Regions from separate parts of the Homo sapiens genome. Here region 1 is linked to region 2. The links are chromatin contacts, found by Hi-C or POLR2A ChIA-PET in ENCODE. All regions are on one chromosome and are shown on one strand. Each heading gives the region's core, a stretch centred on a gene start or an enhancer-like site at or near the end of the contact. The rest is flanking DNA. Distances are from core to core; before and after follow the strand shown.

Region 1 (5,356 bases), core at 1,648-4,147, 610 kb before region 2:
ACCACCATATACCACCAAGTTTTTTCTTTCATGCAAGCAGCCTAAACCATCCTTGGGTATTTTCCTCTTTCCCTGTCTCTCTCCATGCTGCCTCCCTACTTGCTTGGCTTCCTCTTATTCACCAAAAAGTCTGATATCTCCCTATGGGATCTATTTGACTTGTACCCAATCATCAGTCTGACCTGTCTCACTGTTGCCTGAGTTCCAATAATGCAGGAGCTTTGCTCAGAGGCTGAAGTTGCCTAAATCTTGTATCAGTCTGAGTGGGGTTATCACTATTTCTGGTTTATTCCTAATACAATTTAATTCTGAGGACAATAAATCTGGTGCTCTTTGAGTTGTTAGGCCATATTTGCTATTTATTTAGTTGAGCGGAGTCCCTGGGTCCCCTCCCCAGGGCCCAGTTGGCTATGCTGAAGTAGATACATAAGTTAATGCTCTTACCTCTGTAGCAATATTCCCCTAGCACCTTATTTATGTTGACTCTGGCATGTCAGCTTATAAAACCAAAGAACCTTTGCAATAAAATAATCTTGCAGAGGTCAGCCATACCTGTAACACTGGTCCTTTTTCACAACTTTTAGAATGTCCACCATCTCAAAGAACATTAGCATTCTGTAACACAGACTCCTGGGTCACGTCGATTCATCTTATTTCATTCTCTTCCAAAAGAAATAGAACATGGGTTGGCATAAGGTGGATGTCGAATGTTTATGTAATGACATAGTTATTTTAAGATTCCTGACTAGGAAGCAGCTTGTTGCTGCTAAAAAGCTTAAAAGAACACCCCAACCTGCCAGGACAGTCTATTAACAAAATGTCATTTTAGTATGCATGATGTCTGTGTGTGTACCTTTAATTACTGAAGTCACAATTTATTAATAGGTTTGTTTAGCCACATGTTCTGGACAGGTCCCAGTTGGAATGAGTGCATTTTTCCTGCTGAAATTATCCCAGTTCCAGCCTACTGAAAGCAGAATAATCAGCTAATCCTGATTTTTTTTGTGGTCCACTCAGATAACCAGTAAATGTTTAACAGATTATGAACTGAGGGTCCACTAATAAACATGTATTTTCTACAACAGTGATTCCACATAGTAGGTAATGCATATTTATTGATTTGTTTTGAATTCTGACCTGATTCATTGGTAATTCATCACTTGTATAATTATGGCATTGTACGCTAATAATAGTACAATATTTTAAGTGTTGAGTATGTGTCAGACACTATCCGAAGTGTTTTTCATGTATTATCTCATCTGATCCTCACAAACTTATCAGATGGTTTATGTACTATTATTATCCTCTGTTTAAAGACAAGGAAACTGAGGCACAGAGGGATTAAATGACAGTACCATGGGCACTGACAATGCCTCTGCCTTGCCTGATGTAATTTAGCAATGAAAACTCAATTCAAATTGCACTGCAGTCTCATCATAAGGAACTTTATTCTTCCTTTCCAGTAGCTATAGAGAGAGGTAGGTTTGAAGAAACAGGAATGAAATGAGCAGGAAAGGTGACATACGACTAAAGAAGTTTATGAACTCTTCTTATGTACTCTCTCTGAGAGGATACAGGCTGATAAACTTATACGTGTACAGATGTGTATATGTATACTTATACATATATTCAGTGTTCATAATACTTATACGCACATGCAAGTGTATTGATGTTACAGATTGTGTGTGTATTGATGTTACAGATTATGTGTGTGTATGTGTATGTGTACACCAATCCACTTGCAAGTGTGTATAGGTATTATAAATACACAAAAAGCCCTGCCAAAAATAGGAAAATATTTAAAGATTATAAAACTTTCCCTAAATAAAGGAGGCTGGCCCTTAGTAAGCCAAATGTAGGATTCTAAGGGTTTGTAATCAAAACAAATGAGACTCACTCAAACGTCCTTGAGAAAGCTTCAGACATTGGGACCTTGGTTTTATGCCTCCATGAAGCTGGCCTGGAGGTATCTATGGTCTCTTTCAACTGTGACATTTTTGTGAATTTATAACTACAAGGGAAATTGAGAACAGCATACCACCTTTACCTGGGGAGGGAGTGTTTGCATTGCTTTTCTAAAGCAAAGTCTATGACTTTGGTGGCTCTGGAGAGCTCTAGATATTTTTTCCACTTTGAAAAAGCTGAAAGAGTTACCTCTTCAGCTTTTTGGCAACACCTGTTTCTATATATGGGACACCTACCAATGCTATTTGTATATGGAGACATGGTTTTTATGTCTGTACTGTGTGTGCTCCAACCAGCATCCTTTGCCTATCGCTGCTACTTGTGTATTGCAGTCACCCTCTCTTCAGCTTTAGTTAGTCCTATATTCCATCATTGTCTGCACAGTGGCCTTGTCACAGCCCACCAAGCACTGAGGATCCCCTTCTGGTGTCACAAGTGACTGGATTATTTCGCCTTAAATATTATTCATGTAGCTGCCTCCATGGTAGGGGAGAGGGGGCACCTACTGAGAGTCAACTGTATCTTCTACATTTCTCTGTCCAAAATTCTTGGTAGAAATTGACTTGACTCAACTGCCTCTGAAAAGAAGGAACAGAAAGCCCATCTATCTATGCTATTTGCTTTGGTAGTATTAGGTATCAGTACTGTTACTTAGTTTAAAAGTTCCCAAAAACATTAATGCCAAATTGTTAGGCCATGAAAGCCTGAGAGAATGAATATGTTCAACCACCAGCCCTCATAAATGCTCAAAATAATAACATTGTGCTCTAATCTCTAATTTTTGCATGAGCTTCCATAGCAAAACTTCTTCAAGTTCTTTTCAAACCCTGCTTTCAGTTCTTTGACTAACCCTCTGGGGTCTCTTGGATTAAATGAAAAATAAACAGCACAGAGTAAAATCATACACACTGGAATCCAAGTGCTTCCTGTGAACAAGGATTAATTCTGTTGAATTGCTCACAGGACTACTACAGTTCTGTTGTTCTTTGAAAATAAACAGGCTGCAGTGAGCTATGATGGCACCACTACATTCCAGCCTGGACAACAGAGCAAAACCCTGTCTCAAAAAAATAAATAAACAAATAAATATGTTATGTGGAAGCAAGAGATCTGGAAGCATTGTCGGAAGTATTGAAGTGTAGCCTAGGAAGCAGTGAGAGGTCAGCTCAAGATTGACTCATCTTTCTCAGGCTACATTCCTCTAGGCTGAGAGCAGACCTAAGAGGAAAACACAATTGCATGTTTGCTTTTGGAACACAGATGGACAACATATAGCCATATGTCTTTATTAGCAGCCATTGTGAAGCAGCTGGAAGTGGAGCCAGGAAAGACTGTCATTACATTTCATTACCTGTCCTAGGACAGGGTATATGATTCTGGCACAAGTGCACGGCTTGGAAAGAGATGTCAGAGATAGACATTACATGAGTGTGTGGTCAGCCCTTCTGACATGGAAACTTTATTCCTTTCTCTAGATTTGGGAAGGGCATTAATCAAGATCTTGGTGGGAGAAACTGCTGCTGTTTACCAAAGCACCCTCTGCGCTGGTCCTGTTTCCTGTTATTGGGTCATGTTCTGCAATTCATATTTTATTGTTTAAGCTGAGGCAGGGCCAGGGCAGTCACGGTGTGACTTTTTCACTAGGCGTCTCATTGTGATTATTTTCCTGTTCTGATAAGGAAGTTGAACCTGAGGCAAATGTCTGGCTGCTCTATAGATTCCCAGCTTCCATGGGATATCCCTGGAATTAATGGTAAAGAAGCAGTGGGCATTGAGAGTTACCACTGACCCCCTTGCAGCTGTCATCATGAATTGGCTCTTCTCTTTTCACCCTGATGGTGGGACATAGGTGGGCGTGAGTTTACTGGGCACATGGTCAGAATGAGCGTGGGGCTCGCCCAGTACAATATTATAAAGTTTCTCCTTTGTTTCCTCATCCTCTAATTTTAGAACTCCCAGCTTCCAGGCCCACACAGTTTTGCTGATCACGAATGAAATCTTGAAGAACATCCATCTCTTGTGTGAGTAGGAAGAGAATTTATTAAAAGTTATTCATGTCAAAGTGCTAGTAATTTTAGTCCTTTTCAGGAGCATTTAAATTTTTGAGGAGGCTATCAGGAAAGGGCAATGATGATTGCAAAGGATCATTCAGTAGTGATCAAATTTTAGGCCCTGCAAAGAGAGAGAATGTTTATTCAGAATAGGTCCCACCCTGATTAGATGGCTAACTGCTTTGCTTACAAAACCAATCATGAAGTATAGGACTGAGAATTGTCTTTTCTTAATTTTGTACTTTTCATCTCCCTTTTTATTTATACTTCACAGCCACATTTCTGCTCTACTTAAAAAAAAAAAACATAACAAACAAACAAAAACTGGAAGCCAACAATGGAAAAGAGGGACCAGGAAGACAAGAAGTGAACATCTTAAAGAAAGATATTAAGTGTCTAAAGGCATGAAGATGACTTGTGTTTATTTGGGAATAATCTAGATGCTTTGCACCTGGAGCAGAAAGAACACAATTAATGGTGAAGGACTTGTCCAAATGATGAGAAAAAATTCACAATGTGGGCCCACTCTACATCTCTGAAAGGAAGAAGTCAGCAAACATCCCTAAGGGCCTACCTTTCAGCTATTTGTTTCACTTACTCCACTTAAAAATTTCCAAGGGACATGAACAGAGACAAGATCTATTTTGAAAGTGCAATTTACACTCTCAAGGTGTCCTATGTTAGCTAGCACGTTAGTGAAAAATAAGCCAACCGGTAGGAAAGAAGATGACAATGAAACAAGGGAGAGTGTGGGCATAGATATTAATATTAAATGGGTCAGGTTAAAGTTAAATTAATTCACTGTCTTTTATGCTGTATGTTAAACTGGCAATCCATGAAAGTTAGATGCACAGAAATAATGTTCAGTCTTTCATTCAAAGTTTCCACAGCATTTCATCTAGGTAAAGACGTTACACCTAATATATGAACTTTTTTAAAAAAAGGAAAGAAGACCTGTGCTTTAAAATAAATGTTTCTTTTTTTCTCATTATAAAATAATACCACACACTCCTTTTAGAAAAACAATAAGGACAGTATAAGAAAACAATTAAAATGACAATAATCTTACTATCAAGTGATAAGCACTACTACTATTTTTGATACATTTTCTACAATATCCCTTTTGATACATTTTCTATAATATCCCTACATTATTATAGTATTCAAATAATAGCCCACTTAGTATTCTTTTATTACATGTTAAGATTGGTCCTCATTTTTAAAATATTACAAACAAAACTCTGATGAATATCCTGGTACAACTGTCATATGCTTACTTATTACTTTATCAGGTTTAAAAAATTATTTTCCACACAACATCTATTTTATCTTTTTTTCCA
Region 2 (5,423 bases), core at 1,589-4,088:
CAGATGGTATATAGGAATATGGTTGAATGTGGACTGTTATCACAGACTGTCTGGTTTCAAAGGTGGGCTCTGTCACTCAATATAGTTGTGTGACTTAGTTAAGTTTGTACCACTTACAAAACTTCTTCCTTGGGTCAAGCTACTCAATTTTACTTGCTTCTGTTGCCCAATATACAAATTACAGTAGTAATACATACTCCATAGGGTTATTCTTAGGCTTAAAGTAGCCAGTATTTGTGAAGTTATAGGAACACTGTTTAGCATATAGTAAACACATGTGTTATCTGTCATTATTATTACTTGCTTTTCTGTTGCAAAGACTAAAAGCTATTGTTTTGGAGTAGGGAAATTTCCATTTAAAATTCCATTGGCTAGGTTAGCGGTATCAGTTGATTTAGCAAGGAATTAAGAGATGAAAAGGAATTATTTCTTTCGTGGTGGCTTCATCTTTATCTGTATCCACTATAAAATTCGTAAAGTGGGCGTTATTTGCTTTACACAGACCAGAAAACAGGCTACAGAAGGTAACTGCTTGGCCAGAAATGGGTTGAGTCAGTCGTGGCTTATGGCACAAACTACATTTGAGTCTACAAAGCAATAGATGAAGGTCTTCGCCAAGTGAAGACTTTTTGGACTTGGAAAGTTCACACACTTCCAGCGCTCTATAAGAAGATAGGGTGGGGGAGTTGGAGGAGAGGACCCACATCCCTCTTCCAGCCTAGGACCAACTTGGCCCAGAGGCCTTTTCCCATGCCGCCCAAGGCTCGCTGAGAAATCTGGCTCCACACAGTGGGAGAACCCAGGGTCAGGCTTACTGTGAGTGAGGCCGGCCCAGTCTTTCCCGAGCCTTCCTCAGGGAGACCTGGGGGTATCTCACTTCCCTGCGGAAGTCTGTGGAGTTTAATTTGTAAATTTGTGCCGAAACTACACTTTTGTGTCAAAGAGCAAGGACGGCCAAGAAGCGGCAACACGAATAAGAGCGCAGGGAAATGGGGCCTGCGAACGACCTCGGCCTCGGGAACTCCCACAGTGCCGCCCCACGCGCGACGCCTACCCGAGAACAGCCACCCGCCTCCGCTCCCGGAGGAGGCGTGGTCGACCAGCACCGCCATCTTGGCCGCCTCTCTAGGCGCTCTGTTTACCACTCTATGGTCGCCTGCTCCCGCCCCGCCCCTTCCCAGTCATTGTCTGGAGGAGCAGCCGCGGCCGCAGCTCCTTCTCTTTATAAGCCCGCAGTTCCCGGATGTGAATGGATTACAATGTATCTTTCAGGGAAACCTATTATTATCAATGTGACTCCACGGGGGAGTCCATGGTGATGATGATGAGGAGGAGGATGATGATGATGAGACACCTCTAAACTTGGAACAAGTTTAAGACTTTATGAGAGAAGAAAAAAAATCACCAACAAGAATTGTTTGAGGAAAAATTATAACTATCCTGTGTTCATTTTTTTTTTTATAAACAATAAGAAAAAGTTGTTGGATTTTTTTTTAATGATTTCTTTTTTGGGGGAGGGAATTTTGTTGCAGTTTTATGGTGGAAAATGCAAAAACCAGAGCCAGGTGCATAATCTTGTAATCTGTGGATATCCCTGGAGCAGGACTGAGTACCAGTTAAAATACTTTTTGGGGATACACATGTGAGATACTAAGTACTTGCAGAAGATTTTTGTCTCTCTTTTTAAAGTCTCTTTCCTTGGAATATTGTGAGAATATTTGTGGCCATTTAAGGTAACGTTTCAATTTGCCGTCAGAGTAAACTGTTTGTAATTGAATTTAATTTTTAAAATGTCGATCCCGATGTTTTATTAAAACAAAAGGGACAACCTATTAAATAATTGCCAATGGGAAAAAGTGTGTGCATGCATTTTGTGTATGTACTCGCACATCTAGCAATACCAGGATTTGTAGAATGTGTGTTTTTTTTTTCAAACACACGTTAAAATAGCTTATGTTGCATATACCGGATAAAGCACGCTTGTTATTACGAAACGATAGAATTATGAAGCTTAAATTTTATCCTAAAAAGTGATGTGAAAAAGTATGTTTTAAGAGCATGCAGGGCCTATAATGGTAAATGTTGAATTAAAAACTTACAGTGCTGGCGAACAGGGACTTAGCGTGCCTAGGAACTCAAGTGCAAAAACAAAACAACATCCACCCCCAAAAATTGCCCTTTTTTTTTTTCGAAGTTTGCAGTTATACTATTCTGTGACTTAAAAGGGAGGGGAAAGAAAGTATGCAATTCAGATTTCGCCCCCAACGCAAAACTACCGAAACGAAAATCTCCCCAGGAAAATGTGGCTTGATTTATAGACGAAAAAGAAAAATATTGTTCCTCTTGGCAAAGTCTTTTTGCATCACGTGTATTTGCAGCCTAGTATAAACTTGCTTTGCCGTGTGTGGATGTGTGAGTGAGAGGGAACGAGAGTAAGAGAAAGAAAGAAGTGAGGGGATGTAAACTCGAATAAATTTCAAAGTGCCTCCGAGGGATGCAACGGGCAAAAACTGAACTGTTCAGGCTTCAGATTGTAACTGACGATCTGAGGAAAAATGAGGTGCTCGATGAATTTTCGTTTGTATTTTTTGGCGAGGCGGGGGAGGTGTTGAGATTTTTTTTTTTTCCCCTCGGGGTGGGTGCGAGGGGGATGCATCCTAGCCTGCCCGACCCGGAGCAAGTCGCGTCTCCCCGCCGGAGCCCCCCCACCCATTTCTTTGCTGAACTTGCAATTCCGTGCGCCTCGGCGTGTTTCCCCCTCCCCCCTTCCCTCCGTCCCCTCCCCTCCCCGGAGAAGAGAGTTGGTGTTAAGAGTCAGGGATCTTGGCTGTGTGTCTGCGGATCTGTAGTGGCGGCGGCGGCGGCGGCGGCGGGGAGGCAGCAGGCGCGGGAGCGGGCGCAGGAGCAGGCGGCGGCGGTGGCGGCGGCGGTTAGACATGAACGCCGCCTCGGCGCCGGCGGTGCACGGAGAGCCCCTTCTCGCGCGCGGGCGGTAGGTACCGGCGCCTGCGGGGCTCGGCGGGGCGGAGGCGCCCGGCGGCGCGGGGTTCGGGCTCGGCGGCCCCGCACGCGGCTCCGCGCCTCCCGCGCCGCGGGCTCCCGGCGCCCGGCGCTCCCAGAAGAGACACCCCTTCCCCTCCCGCCGCTTCCCTCCCCCTCGCCGCCAGCCCCCCCGCCCCTCCCCTTGATGCCCCCTCGGAGGGACCGAGGACTTTGCCAGGGGCCTGACTTTAATTTTTATAACCCCTTTCTTTCACAAATTAGGGTGCTGGACAATTAGAGGACCCGACCCTCCACTCCGCTCCCCCCAACCCTGTCACCCCACCCCTCCCCCTTTGGACGTGTTTTCACTCCAGAGACGCTCATCTTTAATTTCTTGATAGCTACTTTGAAAAGCGGAGGGGAGTGGTGTGTGCGAGTGTGTGTGCGTGTGCGAGTGTGAGTGTGCGAGGGGGGTGGGGTGCAGGGTGGGGGGAAAGTTGAGATCGGATCGTTCTCAGTAGTTTCTCTTTTCTCTGTGATCCATTCATTTCTCGCTCTACCTCCTGTTGCATAAAATGATGCGCTGAAGAGCGGCTTTTTTTTTTTCTTTCCCTGATTTGGTTTTATAGTGGATGTTACCAGTTTGATCGTCTCTTTGGAAATACAATATCGCTTTTTTTTTTTTTTTTTTTTTTTTTTTTTTTTTTTTTGCTATTGCTGCCTATTCCATCTTAAAAAAACAAAACCAAACCCAACCCAACAACAAGTCTCCCATCCCTTCCTCCTTTCCACCTTAATCCCACCCGCCCCCACGTCCCCACCCCCAACCCCCCAGTCTCCAAAAATCCGATTGTGTTTTCTCCAAGGATTGGGACTGGATTTTCTGATTGCGGTTATTTCCATGTTTCTAGGTTTGTGTGATTTTGCTAAAATGCATCACCAACAGCGAATGGCTGCCTTAGGGACGGACAAAGAGCTGAGTGATTTACTGGATTTCAGTGCGGTAAGAAAGAACGGTGGAAACTAACAACAGCTGTGAAAAAAACAAAACAAAAACCCAAACACTTCAGCTAGAAACCAGTAGGAATCTAAAGGACAGTAATAATTTTTAATTGGCTGAATCCTTGGTAAATATGAAGGTCTTTTTGACAAGTTTTTAACTATAATTTTGTGGTGTGATGGAAGATTCAGGCTTTTTTTTTTTTTTGAGTTTTATTACTGGCCTTCAATTCCCTACCCACTGATTACCCCAAATAATGGAATCTCACCCCAGTGGAAAGCAAAAATAGACACCCCTAAAACTAAACCACCCCTAAAACTTGGCCATGTCTGAACACTGAGACTACTAATACTTTGCACACTACTCTTCGTTTTATTTATTGTTTTTGGAAATGGAAAATAGAAAATAGGAGACCCAGTTGTCTCTTTAAAGTTTTAAGCTAATGATGCTTTGGATTGGTAGGACCTGTTCCTTACATCTTACCTCCTAGTTACATCTTTTCCTAGGATTCTTAAAACTAGTATGGATATGCTGAGCATACATTCTTTAGAACCTTTTGGACTGTTTTGGTAAATTTCGTAGTCGTAGGATCAGCACAAAGCGGAACTTGACACACTTGTGGAGTTTTACGGCTGTACTTGGTCCTTCTCCATCCCTTTGCTTCCTTTTCCTAAACCAAGTCCCAGACATGTCAGGAGAATGAATTCATTTTTAATGCCAGATGAGTTTGGTGTAAGATGCATTTGTAAAGCAAAATAAAAAGAATCCACAAAACACACAAATAAAATCCAAACCGCCTTCCAAGTGGGGCTCTTTCATGCTGCTGCTGCTGCTGCTGCTGCTGCTGCTGCTGCTGCTGCTGCTGCTGCTGCTGCTGCTGCTGCTGCTGCTGCTCCTCCTCCTCCTCCTCCTTCTCCTCCTCCTCCTCCTCTTCTAGACCTTCTTTTGGAGAAATGGCTTTCGGAAGTTTTGCCAGGAAACGTAGCCCTAGGCAGGCAGCTTTGCAGCCCCCTTTCTGCTTGTTGCACTTTCTCCATTCGTTCCTTTGCTTTTTGCAGGCTCTGACTCAGGGAAGGTGTGCATTATCCACTAGATACGTCGAAGAAGAGGGAAACCAATTAGGGTCGAAATAAATGCTGGAGAGAGAGGGAGTGAAAGAGAGAGTGAGAGTGAGAGAGAGAGAGAGTCTTGCTTCAAATTGCTCTCCTGTTAGAGACGAAATGAGAATTTAGTGCAGGTGGCACTTTTATTTTTATTTGGGTTCACATATGACAGGCAAATCCTATACGAGATGGAAATGGACATTGCCACGTTTATGGCCAAGGTTTTCAATATAAAACAAAACAACTTTTTTCTTCTCCTTGGTGAAACTAGTGTTTTTCTAGAGAGGCTGCTGGCCTCCAACCTGAATCTTGATAACATTATGGGGACTGTGTTTGTT

The links. Hi-C counts contacts between places; a loop is a spot of excess contacts on that map. ChIA-PET counts read pairs that join two places held with the same protein, here RNA polymerase II (POLR2A). Pooled maps may share reads with other maps.
Region 1: a map of endothelial cell of umbilical vein shows a loop between it and region 2 (17-fold over the local background). The contact joins the enhancer-like site here to the promoter of TCF4 in region 2. A Hi-C loop is called at or near these places in 1 of 168 maps with a recorded cell type or tissue (endothelial cell of umbilical vein) and 5 of 50 pooled maps. POLR2A ChIA-PET finds 5 or more read pairs at or near these places in 2 of 52 experiments (BJ and MCF 10A).

What each region holds. Positions count from the first base shown.
Region 1 is chr18:56,198,297-56,203,652 of GRCh38, reverse strand. No RefSeq gene overlaps it. Among named protein-coding and RNA genes, the nearest start is that of LINC03069, 9.7 kb to the right of the region's middle. Within about 2 kb of position 2,897, at least 3 of the 41 ENCODE cell types and tissues checked have a DNase peak (open chromatin) inside an H3K27ac peak, as active enhancers do; they include endothelial cell of umbilical vein, where a contact is called at or near this core.
Region 2 is chr18:55,585,607-55,591,029 of GRCh38, reverse strand. TCF4 (transcription factor 4) reads left to right here and starts at 2,838. Exons shown (of 20, transcript NM_001083962.2): 1 at 2,838-2,992; 2 at 3,894-3,985. The coding sequence starts at 3,914. LOC105372126 (a long non-coding RNA gene) reads right to left here and starts at 1,131. Exons shown (of 3, transcript XR_935479.3): 1 at 1,055-1,131. RefSeq lists an enhancer at 1,024-1,253.